2 separate regions of the Homo sapiens genome follow, and region 1 is linked to region 2. Evidence: chromatin loops called from intact Hi-C (ENCODE). Cell type or tissue: ovary. All regions are shown on one strand. Links, peaks and the distances in the headings refer to the core of each region. The heading gives the core; the rest is flanking DNA.

Evidence for each region. Hi-C counts contacts between places; a loop is a spot of excess contacts. Peaks named below come from ENCODE experiments on the same cell type or tissue, not always from the same donor. Only the 100,000 strongest peaks of a DNase experiment are listed, where the experiment ranks them.
Region 1: a loop joins it to region 2, with 2.9 times the contacts of the local background. A loop is called at or near these places in 4 of 110 quality-filtered maps.

Annotation. Positions count from the first base shown.
Region 1 is chr3:128,442,402-128,450,736 of GRCh38, forward strand. No RefSeq gene overlaps it. Among named protein-coding and RNA genes, the nearest start is that of DNAJB8-AS1, 17 kb to the right of the region's middle. RefSeq lists enhancers at 5,068-5,217, 5,228-5,317. In ovary, for the core only: no CTCF peak of the experiment used is centred there; no DNase peak of the experiment used is centred there.
Region 2 is chr3:128,580,771-128,589,105 of GRCh38, forward strand. No RefSeq gene overlaps it. Among named protein-coding and RNA genes, the nearest start is that of LINC01565, 8.9 kb to the left of the region's middle. In ovary, for the core only: no CTCF peak of the experiment used is centred there; a DNase peak (open chromatin) is centred at 3,820.

The sequences.
Region 1 (8,335 bases), core at 175-8,174, 140 kb before region 2:
CTACCTGATGAATGCAGAGCAGTGTCCCCAAGGCTGATAGCTGCTGCATCCCAGTCCCAGAAGGCCCACTAAATGCTGTGCCTCTTTCTTTGTGGTAAAAGGTGTGAGGGGCAATAGCTTCTCCTTTTCCCCAAAAGAGATTTCACAGCCTGCCCCAGAGCTTGGGATCCCTCAGGTCCCCACGGATACAGCAAGCCCCATGCATCTTACCAAGATAACCAGGGTGCATGCCACACTGCTTCCCGGGCCTGCTTAGCACGGCTTCAGCAGCAGAGTGGACCAGCACAACATTCCATGGCACATTAGTTCCTCCTATGGCACACTAAGCTTTTTTAACTCTGATTCAATGGAACCTTTTCACACTGTTAAACTGCACATATGCTATGATGCATTATTACACCAGTGATTCCAGCTACATATTTTTTGGCCTCTCTTGGTCTTGGGTATCTAGGGGTCCAGAGGGATGTGGAATTACACTCATTCAGGTTCATGATGATTATTTTGGGTAGTGGGGTTTGGGAGTGATTATTTAATTTTGTTTTTTAATTTCTCTGTATTGTTTAAGTTTTAGAGTACGCAAGTTTTGTTGTGATTAAATAACATTTGAACATTCAGTAAAAATTGCTGAATGTATCATTTCAGCCAAAATGCTGGAGTCAGGTGAGTTTAGATGGGAACCAGGGGTGACCTAAGAGAACAGTGGGGGAGTGAGAAGCCGGGCTCCCCTGGAGGTGGGCTGGAGGCTGTCCTGGAGGTGGACTGGAGGCTCCGCTGGAGGTGGACTGAAGGCAAACCTGGATGTGCTCCAGGCCCAGGTTCACATCAAGGGGCATGATCTGCTAGGGAGGGTGTTGGAAACCGTCCGGACCTTTCAGGAGCTAAGAAGTCAGAAGTAGGTCCAGATCTCAGGAAAGAGGCTGACAGGATGAGACAGGGACGATGTCTATTCCAGCAGGCTGGAGGTGAGAGAGGCCCCAGTGTCATTAAAACAGACCCAGTGGGCAGGGAAACAAAAACAGTATCGGAGGCACTTATGTGATCCTTCAGCCGTACAGTGCTCTAAACCCTTATTCATATCTTCCAAACAACCGCAATAAGTAGGGTCTATAGTTATTCCCATTTTATAAATGTGGAAACTGAGGCAAGGAAAACTTTAATACTTCCCTGAAGGAAACTGAGGCAGGAGTCTAGATCTAGACATGGGGTCAGCATTAATTCCCTCACCCATGCATTGTTTTCAACAAATATTTCCATGTACCTGGTGCTGTTTCTGGTACTGAGAAAACAGAAGGCACCAACCGTCCCCCAACATACCCTGCCCCCAGGGCAGCCCCACCTGGTAGGGAGGATGCATGCAACATGGAAACACACAGATTTATTGTTACAAACAAGGACAGGGCCTTGAAGCAAGAGTATACAAGATGCTCACCTGGCTAGGGGGTCAGGGCAGGGCTCCTGGAACAAAGAATATTTTAGCAGAAGCTGAAAGAATCCATAGAAGTTAGAGGTTGAAGAACATTCTGGGCAGAGGGAACAGCATGTGCAAGGGCCCTGTGGTGAGCAGGAGAGTCGTTCATTAGGGGCTTCAAAAGCAGTGCCACATAGGGATTAGCAAGCAAGAGGGAGTCTGGTGGGAGATGGGAATGAAGAGGTGGCAGAACGTTGTGCCTAGGAGAAGGAGTTTGGATTTCATTCTTGGCTGGACGGTTTTGAATAAGGCAGTAACTGGTCTAATTGACATTTTCACAGAACACTAGCTGCTGCATAGAGTCAGGAGGCAAAGGAGGATGCAGAAAGACCCGCTAGGCGGTGATCGTGGTAACGTGGGCGAGAGGGGGTGGCTGCCTGGGCCGCAGCAGGGAAGGGGCTGCCCTCCTTAAGATTTCTTGCAAGTCCCTCACACTCTCACTTAGAGCCCTTCAGCTAGAACTTAGTCCCATGGCCACACCTAACTGCAAGGGAGCCTAAGAAATGTGATCTCTATTCCCAGCACCCCTGTGCCATGGAAGACTCTGGCATTCTGTTTCTAAGGAAGAAAAGGGGGATGGATATTGCGGCAGACATCTAGCAGCTCTGCCAGTGTGATTTCATTTTCTTTTATTTTTTCATGGATGTGCCATAATTTTTCCCCCGCTTGGTTGAGGTGCAGTTGACAGTCTGCCACTGTGATTCAGACTTGGTAGTGGTGATGGTGCCAATGAGGCTGGAAGTGGTAGAGGTTAGGTATTAGGTGGTGGTAGGCGTGAGGTGGCAATGCTGGCACTAGGGGTGGCAATGAGGATGTTTCTGGTGGCCATGGTGGCTTCCTGAAGGTGGGAGCAATGATGGCCGGCAAGGTGGGGGTCCAAGTACTGGTGGTGCATGTGAGGTGATAGAGAAGGTGGTGGTGGCAGAGGTGATGGTAGAGTCTCATTGATGGTGATGGACATGGTCATGGTGATGTTTGAGGTGATGCTGGTGATACTGATGTGTAAGGCAACAATATTGATCTTGCCGATACAGAAGGTGACAGTAGTAGTGGCAGTGATGGGTTTCTGTTAGTAATGATAGTGATGCCTGTAGCAGTGGTGATGATGTTGCTAACACAAAAGGTGATAATAACACTAAAGGTGATAATAACGCGGTGATGATGTTGCTAACACTAAAGGTGATAATCCCTGAGTATCTGGGATTACAGATGCGTGCCACCACACCCAGCTAATTTTTGTATTTTTAGTAGAGACAGGGTTTCGCCATGTTGTTCACGCTGGTCTTGAACTCCTTGACCTCATGATCCTCCGGCCTCGGCCCCCCAAAGTGCTGGGATTACAGGCGTGAGCCACCGCGCCCGGCCCAATCCTCCCACTCTCTAAAGAGACATTAAGAAATGTCTCCCTCCCCAAATCTCTAACCTCTCCCCTGCTGTCCTCTGTTGCTAACACTAAAGGTGATAATGATGGTGGTGATGGTGATAATGGTGGGGATAGTGATGATGGTGGTGGTGGAGATGGTGATGATGGTGATGGTGGTGGTGGTGATGATGGTGGTGCTGCTGCTACTGATGGTGGTGGTGGTGGTGATGGTGACAGTAGTGGTGGTGCTGGAGGTGATGGGGATGGTGATGGTGGTGATGGTGGTGGTCGTGATAGTGGTGGTGGGGATGGTGATGATGATGGTGGCAGTGGTGATGATGGTGGTGATGGCAATGATGGTGGTGGTGGTGCTGCTGGTGGTGCTGGAGGTGGTAGGGATGATGATGGTGGTGATGGTGGTGGTGGTGATGGTGATGATGGTGGTAGTGATGATGGTAGTGGTTGTGGTGATGGTGATGGTGGTGGTGGTGCTGGAGGTGGTGGGGGTGGTGATGGAGGTGGTGGTTGTGGTATGAAGATAGTGGTGGTGGTGGTGGTGGTGATGATGGTGGTGGGGATGGTGATGGTGATGGTGATAGTAGCAATGGTGATGGTGGTGGTGGTAGTGGTGATGATGATAGTGGTGGTGGTGGTGATGGTGATGGTGGTGGTGGGGATGGTGATGATAGTGGTGGTGGTAATGATAGTGGTGCTGGTGGTGGTGGTGATGGCGGCGATGGTGGTGGTGGTGGTGCTAGAGGTGGTGGGGATGGTGATGATGGAGGTGGTGGTGTTTATGGTGACGGTGGTGGTGGTGAAGGTGATAGTCATGGTGGTTGTGTTGGTCATGGTGGTGATGGAGGTGGTGATGGTGACAGTGGTGGTGATTGTGACGGAGGTGGTGGTGATGGTGGTGGTGGTGATGGAGGTGGTGATGGTGATAGTGATGGGTATGGTGGTGGCGATGGTGGTGGTTGTAATAATGATGGAGGTGGTGTTCATGGTGATGATGGTGATGGTGGGAGTCATGGTTATGGTGATGGTGGTGGTAGTGGTGGTGCTGGTAGTGCTTGTGCTAGTGGTAAAGCTGATGTTCATGGTAAGGGTAATGATTTTGCCGACACCAATATAATGTGTTATGGCTGTAATGGTGATGGTAACTGATATAATTTGGATATTTGTCCCTCCAAATCTCATGTTGAAATGTAATTCTCAATGTTGGAGGTGGGGCCTGGTGGGAAGTGATTGGATCATGGGGGCAGATTTCTCATGAATAGCTTAGCACCATCCACTTGGTGCTGTCCTTGTAATAGTAAAAGAGTTCCCACAAGATCTCGTGTTTAAAAAGTGTGTGGCACCTCCCCCACACTCTCTCATTCCTGCTTTCACCATGTGATATGCCTGCTCCCACTTCACTTTCTGCTATGATTGTAAGCTTCCTGAGGCCTCCCCAGAAACCGAGCGGATGTTGGTACCATGCTTGTACAGCCTGCAGAACCGTGACCCAATTAAACCTCTTTTATTTATAAGTTACCCAGCCTCAAGTATTTCTTTACAGCAACACAAGAACGGCCTAACACAGTAACGTTAGCAGTAATGGCAATGGGCATGGTGGTGGTGGTGGCAACGGTGCTGACAATGGCTTTAATTTCTCTATCCTCCTTATCCCAGAGTCAGGAAATTGGGTCAGTCTACTTGTTCTTTAATTTTCTTTCAGACTTGTCCTCTTCCTCCTTATGCAAAAACAAATTCCCTAAGTCCAGCCTTCCCCTCTGAGGCTCACATCAGTAGGCCATCCCACCACTCCCACTCTTGTTGCTGCATCTCCTGACCTCCTAGCCACTCTTCCTCATTCACTGAAGAATTTGAAGAGACTCACAGGCTTCCCCATTGATCCCAGCTCTCCCATCTTCCTGGAGGAGTTTCTTGTCCACTTGGACAATCTGTCCAATGCCTGGCCTTTGGACAGGCTCATCCTCTTTTCCTGACTGGCTCATCCTCAGTGACCTTCTCCTGCTGTGCTCTCAGACACCTTTCTCCCCACATCCTAACCTCTGTCTCTGCCCAGCTTGCCTCGTTCGGCCATCCCCTGGTTTGGCCACTCTCCCCTTCACTGGCTCCCTCCTCCAGTGCTCAGTGCAGGAGGGACTGAGCTTCCCTCTGCTTCCCTCAGTCCATCAGCCTCCTCACTTCCTTCAGTTCCCCAACCCCACCAGTCAGAGCCTGCGGAGTCTGCGTTGCAATAGCATGGAGACTGCATTGCAATAGCATGCTTGCTAGCACCCTACACTGCATGCACCACTGTCTTTCTGTGGTCACAATCAGTGTTAGTTACCTATTGCTGTGTAACAGATCATCCCAAAAGTTAGCAGTTTCAACAACAGCAGACACTATGGTCTCATGCCACTTTTGTGGGTGGGGAATCCCAGAGCAGCATGGCTGGGTGGTTCTGACTCAGTCAAGATGTTGACTATCATCATCTGAAGGCTTGACGGGGGATGGGGACCTGCTTCCAAAATGGTGTACACAGGGGCTGGCAAGCTGGTGCTGGCTGTTGACAGGAGACTTGATTCCTCACCACAGGGACACCTCCACAGAGCCATTTGAGTGTCCTCATGACATGGCAGCTGCCTTCCCCCAGAGCGAATAACCTAAGTGAGCAGAAAGCGAAACCCACAGTGTCTTTGATGCCTGAGCTTCAGAAGTCATAGTCTGTCATTTCCAAAACATCCTGTTGGTTATCTATGTCCACTACACACAGTGTGGGCAGGGGCTCTATAGGGCATAGACACCAGGAGGCCGCTGCCTTCTTCTACCTGCACCAGAGCAGCTTAGCCCAGAGAAAGCAACCCCCAAGGGACGACTGGTTTCAGTGTGAATTCCTAAGGATGGTTGCACGGTTCCTCCCCATGGCCCAGCAGCCTGTGCTTCTGTGCTTCTGGGGCCAGCCTACCTTCCCACTCTTTTTTTTTTTTTTTTTTTTTTTGAGATGGAGTCTCACTCTATCACCCAGGCTGGAGTACAATGGCATGATCTCTGCTCACTGCAACCTCCTCCTCCCAGGTTCAAGCAATTCTCCTGCCTCAGCCTCCTGAGTAGCTGGGATTACAGGTGCGTGCCACCACACCTGGCTAATTTTTGTATTTTTAGTAGAAACAGGGTTTCGCCATGTTGTTCACGCTGGTCTTGAACTCCTGACCTCATGATCCTCCCACCTCGGCCCCCCAGAGTGCTGGGATTACAGGCGTGAGCCACCACACCTGGCCCAATCCTCCCACTCTCTAAAGAGACATTAAGAAACGTCTCCCTCCCCAAATCTCTAGCCTCTCCCCTGCTCTCCTGTCACTTTATTCTCAGGAAATGACCTCACCTCCAATTTTACAGAAAAACTAGAAGCTACAGGAAGTCCTTCATCTTCCTGTGACCAAGCGACAAGCACACATCTCTCTCTTTCCTCCCTGCTGTTGTGAGAGGAATTGATTGCTGCTTCCGCCAAGACTGAACTCACCTGTGTGTGGCCCCAGCCCCTCTCCTTTCTGAGGACCTTACATGATGAATGCCCCTTCTCTCTACCACACATAGCCCTCCTCTTCCACACAACTTGTGTTCTTCCCAGTGGATCTGCAGTGCCCTCGGCCCCGTTATTCTTCGGCTGCTTTCTCCAGACTCCTGTAGCAGACGGCAGTGTTCACATCTTCCTTTTCCTCCTCTCCATTCCCAGGCTCCTCTCAGTTCTCTGCTCCCATGGTCTCTAAATACCATGTCCCACTCAAAGGCACCAGGTATGAGTCAGAGCATATTCAACACGAGCCTGGAGCATCTTATAGACACAAGGGCAGCCATCAGAGACCATAGAGCCACGAAAACAAAATATGGGGGCTGCTTGCAGGGGCTCCCACTCAGGCCAGACAGCAGATACCTTGAATGTCAGAAAATTTCAATAGATGGAAAGAGAGCAAAGGTGCTAAAAACCCATGTGTTCCCAGTGGAGCTCAGACCTCATTGGTCAACAATGAGTATACTGGAAACCACCTCATCATTCCAGAAATATTAAAACAAAAGGAAAGAATGGCCAGCAGTCGTGCATTTCCTATATGAACTATTTCTCAGAGTAACTAGTTGCCAAGGGAAGCTCTCTTTAGGAAAATGCCAGCTCATGTATAAAATAGAAAGAAGGGATGATGTCATCACGTCACAACCCGTCATAATGAACTAGGCATGATAACCATTGACCACCAAAGTCATGGGTGAGAAGCTGATGGGGACTTTATCACAGATGGGCCAGGCTGGGAAGCCCTGAACCACTGGTCAGTCTTGACCCCACCAAAAAGGAGCAGGTGGACCCAAGGCGTCCCTGAGTACCGCCGTGGGAGGCACACCCACCTATGCAGGTTCTTGCCAAGGCCTCACCCCTGAATCGAATCGAGCCTCTGTGTCCACAGAAAGTGAAGGGCACAGAGGACCGTGTGGCCCAAGGCTGGTACCACAGCACAGCTCAGCTCAGCCCGACTGGTGCCATGGCCGCTTCTGGTCCGCCTGTCCGCACTTCTCCGCTCCCTCTCCCAGCATTTGGACAGGGCTGTCCGTGTTTGCAGTCCCATTCCCTCGGCCCCCCACTCCCATCCCAGTCTGATCGCTGCCCCCTCACTCCATAGAAGCAGCTTCCACAAGGTCAACAATGTCCTCTGTGTTGCCAGAACCAACTAATGTTCTTGAGGCCTCATTTGTCACTCTTGAGCCTCTTTGCAGTGGTCAGCGTGGTTTAACACTCCCTTCTTCTTGAAATACCCTCCCCTCCTGGCTCCCAGGTACCCCCCAGGCCGGTTTTCTTCCCCGCAGTCCCTCCCTCCAGAGACCCCTGCTCTGTGTCCTCTGAAGGGCTCTCCTCCCCAGCCGGGCATTAAGGACAGGATTCCCGGCCCTGTTGCCTGGCTATTCCTGAGTGGCCTTGTCCACTCCAGCTCTCACTGACTCCTTATACGCAGATGACTCTGAAACGTGTTCTCAAACCTAAGCATCTCTCTGGGTCCAGACCCATGCTCCAACCGACCATTGAAATATAGTGGGGGTCTCAAGGGCACCTCGTTCCTAGCAGGTCCAAACCTGAGCTCATGCTCTTTCTCCAAACACAGTCCTTTTCCTCCTTCCCTGTCTCAGTGGAGGGCCCCACTATTCATTCTGATGCTTGGGCCAAACACCTGGCGGTCTGCCTCAACTGTCCCTTCCTTTTAGTCAGATTCTGACCCATCACCACAACCTTTGGGATCTCACTTCCCAGAGAAGTGTTGAGTCCATCCTCTTCTGTCTGTCTCCCCCACAGCCACCTTCCTGCATGAATGGGACTCCTCGTAACTGGTCCCTGCTGCCATGCTGGCCTTGTCATCCTTTCTCCACGTGGCTGCTGGAATGATCTTTTCACAGTGCAAATCCAATAGTACCATCTTGCTTCAAACCCGTCTGTAATTTCTCATTGCTCTTAGCATCCAGGTGACAATAATCCTACA
Region 2 (8,335 bases), core at 95-8,094:
CCACCACGCCTGGTTAATTTTTTTATTTTATTAGAGACGGGGTTTCTTCATGTTAGCCAGGATGGTCTCGATCTCCTGACCTCGTGATCCGCCCGCCTTGGCCTCCCAAAGTGCTGGGATTACAGACATTAGCCACCGCGCCCAGCCAACTACCCCTGACTTTCTAAATGAAAGAACCAATAAATTATTTTTCCCTCTTTATGTCAGTTTGGGTTGAGTCAGTCTCTTAAAACCAAAAAAAAAAAAAAAAATCCTGAGTCCTACTGTAGAAATTATCTTTGAGCTGAGTTTATTTAATATGTACCTTGAAACAGGGTAGTTTTATCCTGGTGGGCAGGTGTATGTGGTGGCTTCTGTATATATCTATATAAAACCCAGGTGTTCCTCGGGGTCGCCCTGACTTTGGAAGCTCAATGTGGGGCCATGCCACCGAGCCTTCATCCTGTGGCCTGTCCAGGGCTCTCTCCAAGATTTCTCCTGGTGCCCTGGTGGCTGCTCTTCTCCTGATCACCTGTGACTCCGTGTGGACCCACGTTCTCACTCATCTGCCACGTCCTTCATCTCTGCACCAGCCTGAAGGTAGAACTGCACTGCTTCTCCTTAATCCACCCTGTGCTCCCAAGATGGCTCACCTAAGACACCTGAGTGGATTTTACTGATGATTTGGGGCACTTTAATGATAGCAGTGTAAACCTTCATCAAGTAGGAACACCCTAACTCACAGAGATTTATAGAAGTGTAAACCAGAGAGTATCTGGGGTAGGCCTCAATCAATTTAGAAGTTTATTTTGCCAGGGTTAAGGATGTGTGCCTAAGAGACAAGTCTATGCCTTTTTCCAAAGATGATTCTGAGCACTCCAATATTTAAAAAGGAAAAGCCAGCTGGAGGGGACAGAGGGAAGGTGTGGTCTCATTACTGAATCCAAATGTTGCAAGAGAAAAGAAGCAGGTAGGGGCACATAGTCACTAATGAACTGGCCTGGTGCTCACTATAAGATAAGGTGAATGGAGAGGAGCTACCTGTGGAGATCTTTAACTTTTTATCTGTCACTATCTGCTTAGGAACAAAAGGAAAGGCAGCTTCTTGCATAACTCAGCTTTCAGCTTAATTTTTTTTCTTTTGGCAGAGTGAATTGGTGTTCTAAGTTTTTATTATCCCTTCACAAAAGCAATTAGGAGCCCAGCAATAACCCCATCACCAAGATTCGTTTGTGGCTCCCTTTTCCGTGGCCTGGCGCCCCCTTCCTCCCACCCCTCCCCCTCTCTTCAGCTCTCTGCCCTCCCAAATCACAGCTTCTTTCTTTTTTCTTTCTTACTTTTTTTTTTTTTAAGACAGAGTCTTACTCTGTTGCCCAGGCTGGAGTTCAGTGGCGCAATCTCAGCTCACTGCAACCTCCGCCTCCCGGGCTCAAGCAATACTCCTGCCTCAGCGTCCTGAGCAGTTGGGATTACAGGCACGCACCACCACGCCTGGCTAATTTTTGTATTTTTTAGTAGAGATGGGGTTTTGCCCTGTTGCCCAGGCTGGTCTCGAACTCCTGGGCTCAAGCGATCCGCCTGCTTCAGCCTCCCAAGCAGCTGGGATTACAGGCGTGAGCCACCGGGCCCGGCCATCAAATCATAGCTTATTTCTTCATATGACAGTTAGCTCTGTTTTCCCGTCTCCTTCCAAACCACAACTCATCCCCTTCCAGCATACTTCAAGAAGGTGTTTTGTTGAGTAATGGGGGTTCCCTCCCTAAGAGGAATCCTGGCTCTGGCCATTTGGGCTTTACTTGTGTCTCCGGACTCTTGCATTCTCTCTTAAGCACAGGGATTACTAGATGTGTGGGGATCAACTGTAAAGAACATGGTTTCTGAAACAGCAAATCAAACCAATTTGATTGTGCAGGAGAAATAGAAGCCTGTCGACGTCTAATCTGAAAGAACAGCTATATTTACATACCAAGGCAGATTGCAGGTCAAAGTGTCATCAATTTGATGTTGATCAAATCTTGGGAAATTTCTGATGTGGTTTCTGGTGACACAGAGTGGCGGCAACATAGCCTGTGTGCAGGAGGCTTCTCACCTCCCCTAGGAAGAGTTGAGATATTCACAGCAACCCACAAGCAGCCTCCTCCACCAGCATGAATGGTGGCAAGGAGCATGGAGGCACCGAGCCTTGAAGAAAGAGGCTGGGAGTGAGGACCGTCTTAGAAAAAGGGGCTGACCTTCTTTGCCCGAGTTGTAGAGCTGTGGGGAACTCTGGGAACATCCAGATGCCTTCCGGGAAAGGGAGATCTCCCCATCTCTGCATCCCACCCACACTCCCCACCTTAGCCACTCCCCGCCAAACCTCCAGCCCCAGCTGCAGTGCATGGTGGTGTTATTTCCCAACAAGGCAACAGCCTCCTCACTTGGTTTTCCTGACTCCAGTCTCTCCCCAACCCATCCCCGCTTCAGATGGCAGCAATTTTTCTAAAGCACAAATCTGATGCTGCTTAAAATTCACAAATAAGGCAAAGTCCACAGACGCTGAGACAGGATGCAAGGTCCTTCTTGGCCCACCCACCAACTGTTCTTGCCTCCTCTGCCTGGAAACGCCCACCTTGAAGGTTGCAGTGGCCTCAGCATCCCTGTGGCTCTTCCGCCTGGGCCATTGTGGAGCCAAAGTCACGCCAAAAAAGAGCAGCCTGAAAGAGGCCCCTGCAGAGTGGGTGCTTTTTGAATGTCATCCGTTATTCAAGTTCTCCACCCTGGTTTCATCCTCCCCCAATCCGAGACCCTTTACCCCAACGTTGTCCCTGTCATTTTATTACTAGTCTCCATCCACCAGAAATGTGCCTTGGCACCTGCCTTCCATCGCCTTCGGGCACCTCATCTCATGCTGGACAGAGACCTTCCTGATCACCTACCCTAGCTGCACCTTGCCATCACTTGGGGAAACTAGAAAGTGGTTCTGATCTCCTCCATCTGGGGAGGGGCATTTGGAAACTCTCTGAGATTCCAGGGTGGAGACAGGGTGGAAACCCCTGGTGGGAGAACAGGGTGTGCTTGGGGCGTCACTAGCTGGTGGGATTCTTCAGGCCGCAGCATGCAGTTCGCAGTCTACACTTGCAGAAAAAAAACATCTGCCTGGATGGTTTCCTATTTATAGAGGACAGGGATATTCACATGGATGGATAGAGTGCATGAGACCCCTTGCTACATCCTTTTTCCCTGCACTTCCTCCCTTCCACCCTTCCAGCCCTGTGGGATCATGGTGGGGAAGGGGTCAGCCTCGGAAGATGCCCTTGGAGAAAGGCCTGGGAGATGCCGTGTGTGACCCGAAAGAGGTCAGGGGACATTTTACCTAAGACTTGCTTCATTGTTAAGTTTTTTTCTTAAAGGTGTTGATCTACGCAGTGTAAACACTTGCAAGCTCCCATCATTGGTCACAAGGCTGTTTGTCTTGTAGTCATTGTTTATGGTTCTAGAAGGCTCTCTCCCCGTGGAGGGGAAGGGCCCTGGGACAGAGATCACAGGAGTTCTTAGGGGGCACTCGCTAGTAGCCTCCTTCCCTCTGCTGATGGGGCCTTCCTCCCAGGGGATCTTTGGGCCTTAATGCCGTGCCTTTGAGGCCTGGCCCAGAGCCCCTCAAAGAGCCAGGCGAGGAGAGCTGACCCAAGTGGAGTCAGGCTGAATTTTCCTTCTCAAGAGAAGCACATCCCAGCCACTGTCCTTTCAAAGGCCATCAGGCCGGCCGAAGACGAGGATGTAGCAGACTGGCTCACAGCAGTACCCACTGGGGCGGAGCTCCAGCCTGCAGCTGTGCCAGGGCCGGGCATCTCTTCCCTGAGTGGTGGCTGCCCCCATGAGGGCAAAGACTGCACTGGCTCTTCCTGTGCAGGCGAGAGCGGGCTGGGAGCAGGGACACCACGTGGAGGCAGCCCTGGTGGCAACGGGGCTCAGGGGAAGTTTCTGGGCACAAGGAAGCCTGGGGATGGGGGACTTAGGAGGGAAGCCCCAGCCAGGCTGCTGTGCAAGGGGGAGGCCCGTGGGGACCCTCTCCAGGAGTACAAGGAGGGTCAAGGGAGGGGCCGAGTCAGCTCTGTGGAAAGTTTCTTGTTTTTGTTGCTTGCTATTCGTTTTTCTCTTTTTGTTTTACCTTTATTATAAAAAACATCAAACTTTTATGAAAGTAAACAGAATAATATACTGACCCCATATACCCCTGGGTTCAACAATTATGGACATGAGCCAGGGTCACTTCGTCTATTACTGCTGCACATTTGCCGCCCCCGTATCATTCTACAGCAAACTGTATATATCATAACATTTCATTTGTAAGTCTTTTGGATGTTTATCTAAAAGAAAACAGAAACTTTTTAAACATAACCATAATACCATTATGACACCTTAGAAAATTAGTGCCATCTCCTTGACAGTCTCAGAAATCTAGTGTAATGGGTTAAGTTGTGTCCCCACCCCCCAACAGAAAGCTATGCTGCAGTCCCACTCCCCGGACCTCAGAATGTGACCTTATTTGGAGAAAGGGTCCATACAGAGGTAACCAAGCTTAAATGAGGTCATTAGGGTGGGCCCTGATGCAACATGATTAGTGTCCTTATCAAAAAGGGAAATTTAGACAGAAACAGACACGCACAGAGGGAAGACTAGCAAAGTGACACAGGGAGAACGCCACATGAGAAACGATGCTGCCACACGCTAGGGAAAGTCTGTGGCCACCAGAAGCTGGGGGAGGCAAGGAGGGACCTTCCCAAGCGCCTTTCCAGGAAGCGTGGCCCTGCCAACAGCTGATATCTAACTTCTAGCCCCAGAATGGGGAGAAAATAAGTTTTTGTTATTCTAAGAAACCACTCAGTTTATGGTACTTTGCCCTAGCTAACTAACCTGGTCAGTATTCAAATTTCCAATTATCTCACAAGTGTCACTTTTTTTGGAATCATGATTCAATGAAGGACCCCTGCTGCAACTGGTTGATGTGTCTTAAGACTGTTTTAATCTCCTTCCTTCCTTTCTTTCATTCTTTTTTTTTTTTTTTTTTTTGAGACAAAGTCTCACTCTGTCACCCAGGCTGGAGTGCAATGATGTGATCTCGGCTCACTGCAACCTCCACCTCCCAGGTTCAAGTGATTCTCATGCCTCAGCCTCCCCAGTAGCTGAGATAACAGGCACAGTTTTGCCATGTTGCCCAGGCCTGTCTCGGCCTCACAAGTGATGGGATTACAGGCATGAGCCACTGTGCCCAGTCTCCTTCCTTTCTTTCAATGTATTTGTTGAAGAAAACCATGTTGTTCATCCCCTAGAGTTTATCCTGATGTGCTTTTGCCGTTTGCACCATGATGGCATCATCTAACACCTCACGACTCAGGGTGAGTAGTCTGTGGGCCAGCAGCACGGCCTCCCCGGGGAGCGTGCTAGCAATGCAGAATGTCTCAAGCCCCACCCAGACCTGCTGTACCAGACTTTTCACCCGGCAAGCCCGCCAGGGACTCATGAACACTCGGAAGCCTGAGAGTCACCGGGCCGCACATTCTTTCTCCTTTGCATTTCCTGAATCGGTAGTTGGATCTATAGATGCTTGATTGGATTCAGATCTGATTTTTTTTTGGCAAGATCCTCTCTAGGTGGCAATCATTCTTTCATCAGGAGGCATATCATGGCTGCCTGTGCCTCTTTTATAATATTAGCAGCAATCGGCTGGGCACCATGGCTCACGCCTACAATCCCAGCACTTTGGGAGGCCGAGGCAGGGGATCACCTGAGGTCAGGAGTTCAAGAGCAGCCTGGCCAGCATGGCGAAACCCCAGGTCTACTAAAAATTCAAACAATTAGCCGGGTATGGTTGTGCATGCCTGTAATCTCAGCTACTCAGGAGGCCGAGGCAGTGAGAATCACTTGAATCTGGGAGGCAGAGGTTGCAGTGAGCCGAGATTGCGCCACTGTACTCCAGCCTGGGCAACAGAGCGAGACTCCATCTCAAAAAAAAGAAAAAAAAAAAAGAATTACCTGAGACTGGGTGATTTATTAAGAAAAGGATTTTGCCGGGCATGTAATCCCACACCTGTAATCCCAGCACTTTGGGAGGCTGAGCCGGGTGGTCACCTGAAGTCAGGAGTTCAAGACCAGCCTGGCCAACGTGGTGAAACCTTGTCTCTACTAAAAATACAAAAATCAGCTGGGCGTGGTGGCGAGTGCCTATATCCCAGCTACTCGGGAGGCTGAGGCAGGAGAATCACTTGAACCTGGCGGGTGGAGGTTGCGTGAGTCAAGACCACACCACTGCACTCCAGCCTGGGCGACAGAGTGAAACTCTGTCTAAAAAAAAAAGGAAGGGAAAGGAAAGGAAGGGAAAGGAAAGGAAAGGAGAAAGGAAAGGAAAGGAAAGGAAAGGAAAGGAAAGGAAAGGAAAGGAAAGGAAGGAAAGAAAGAAAAGAAAAGGGTTTTAAACTGGCTCACAATTCTGTACAAGAAGCATGGTGCCAACATCTGCTTGGCTTCTGGGGAGACCTCAGGATCCTTCTAGTCATAGTGGAAGGAGAAGGGAAGCAGGCGTGTCACACAGCAAGAGAGAGAGCGAGAGCAAGAGAGAGAGAGAGATAGAGAAAGAGAGAGAATGGCGGAGGAGGTGCTACACACTGTTAAACAACCAGATCACGCAAAAACTCAGGGCAAGAGCTCACTTGTTATGAAGGGGATGGCCCAAGCCATTCATGAGGGATCCAGCCTCATGATTCAGACACCTCCCTCCAGGCTCCACCTCCAACATTGGGAATTACATTGCAACGTGAGATTTGGGCAGGGATAGACATCTAACCTATATGACCTGCATACTATCCTTGCTTTCTAGTGCTACTAGATGTCCTCATCTTGCTCCTCTTCTGCCCCAGACCTGGAATCAGCCATTTGTCTGCCAACCCCTGGTTTCTTTCAGTGGGGAATGGTGTTTAGAGAACACAATTAGAACATAAGGGTGCTTACCTTTGGCCTTGTTTTCAGGCCTCTCATTGAACAGCCAGGAAAAAATACACGTAACATCTTAGCACAAAATACACAAGTTCAGCCAGGCACAGTGGCTCACGCCTGTAATCCCAGCACTTTGGGAGGCCGAGGCATGTGGATCACCTGAGGTCAGGAGTTCGAGACCAGCCTGGCCAACGTGGCGAAACCCCGTCTCTACTAAAAATACAAAAATTAGCTAGGTGTGATGGCAACGCCTGTAGTCCCAGCTACTCGGGAGGCTGAGACAGGAGAATTGCTTGACCCCAAGAGGCGGAGGCCTCAGTGAGCCGAGATTGTGCCACTGCACTCCAGCCTGGGTGACAGAGCAAGACTCCGTCTCAAAAAAAAAAAAACAAGACAATCACATTCACTACCCTGGGATTTTTAATTTAACCTTTTGCATCTCACGTGGTGTATCTGCTTTCTCTCATGCCACAAACCTAGGTTCACAGTGACATCAGGAGTGCTCGAGTTGGAATAGCCCAGATCTGCTCATTTGCCTCCCCCGGCTTGGCGAGCTCAGACCTGTGAGCTGTCGTAGGGGGTGACAGAGAAGCTGCACGAAAGAAACTCCAGGGCTTCCTGGAGTGCCTGAGGAGGAAGCCCTGCACACCGGCTGGGGCTCTGCAGGGGGCCTCAGGGCCAACAGAGCCAGCTGAGTTGAGGTGAAGCAACGTGAAGTGTCACCATGGGGAATGACAGGAGGGAGTCCCACCTCGGGATTGAGTAGGAGACCACGTGAGGAGTGAAGAAGGGCCTGAGGGGTGAGACATCTCTGGCCTGTGAAAGGGACTGAGGGTGGGGCCCTTCACACTGGAGAGGGGCCATAACTACTTCCATTTGTGGGGCCCACCAGAATATTAAAAAAAAAAAAATTTTTTTTGAGACAAAGTTTTGCTCTCGTTGCCCAGGCTGGAGTGCAGTGGCGCGATCTCAGCTCACTGCAACCTCCACCTCCTGGGTTCAAGTGATTCTCCTGCCTCAGCCTCCCAAGTAGCTGGGACTACAGGTGCCTGCCACTGCATCTGGTTAATTTTTGTATTTTTAGTAGAGATGGGGTTTCACCAGGTTGGCCAGGCTGGTCTCGAACTCCTAACATCAGGTGATCTGCCCGCCTTGGCCTCCCAAAGTACTGGGATTACAGGCATGAGCCACCACCATGCCCAGCAGAATATTTAAAAATTTCTAAATCCCAAATTACAGGATGTTTTAAGTGTTTCTGTTTAACACCTTAAAGCTGTTATGAGGAAAAAAAAAATATTGCAATGTAATTATACTCACCCAGATCATTAGAAGATCTATAAACATGTGTATATATTAATCTGGAGTCACTATAAGGAGTGAGAACAGT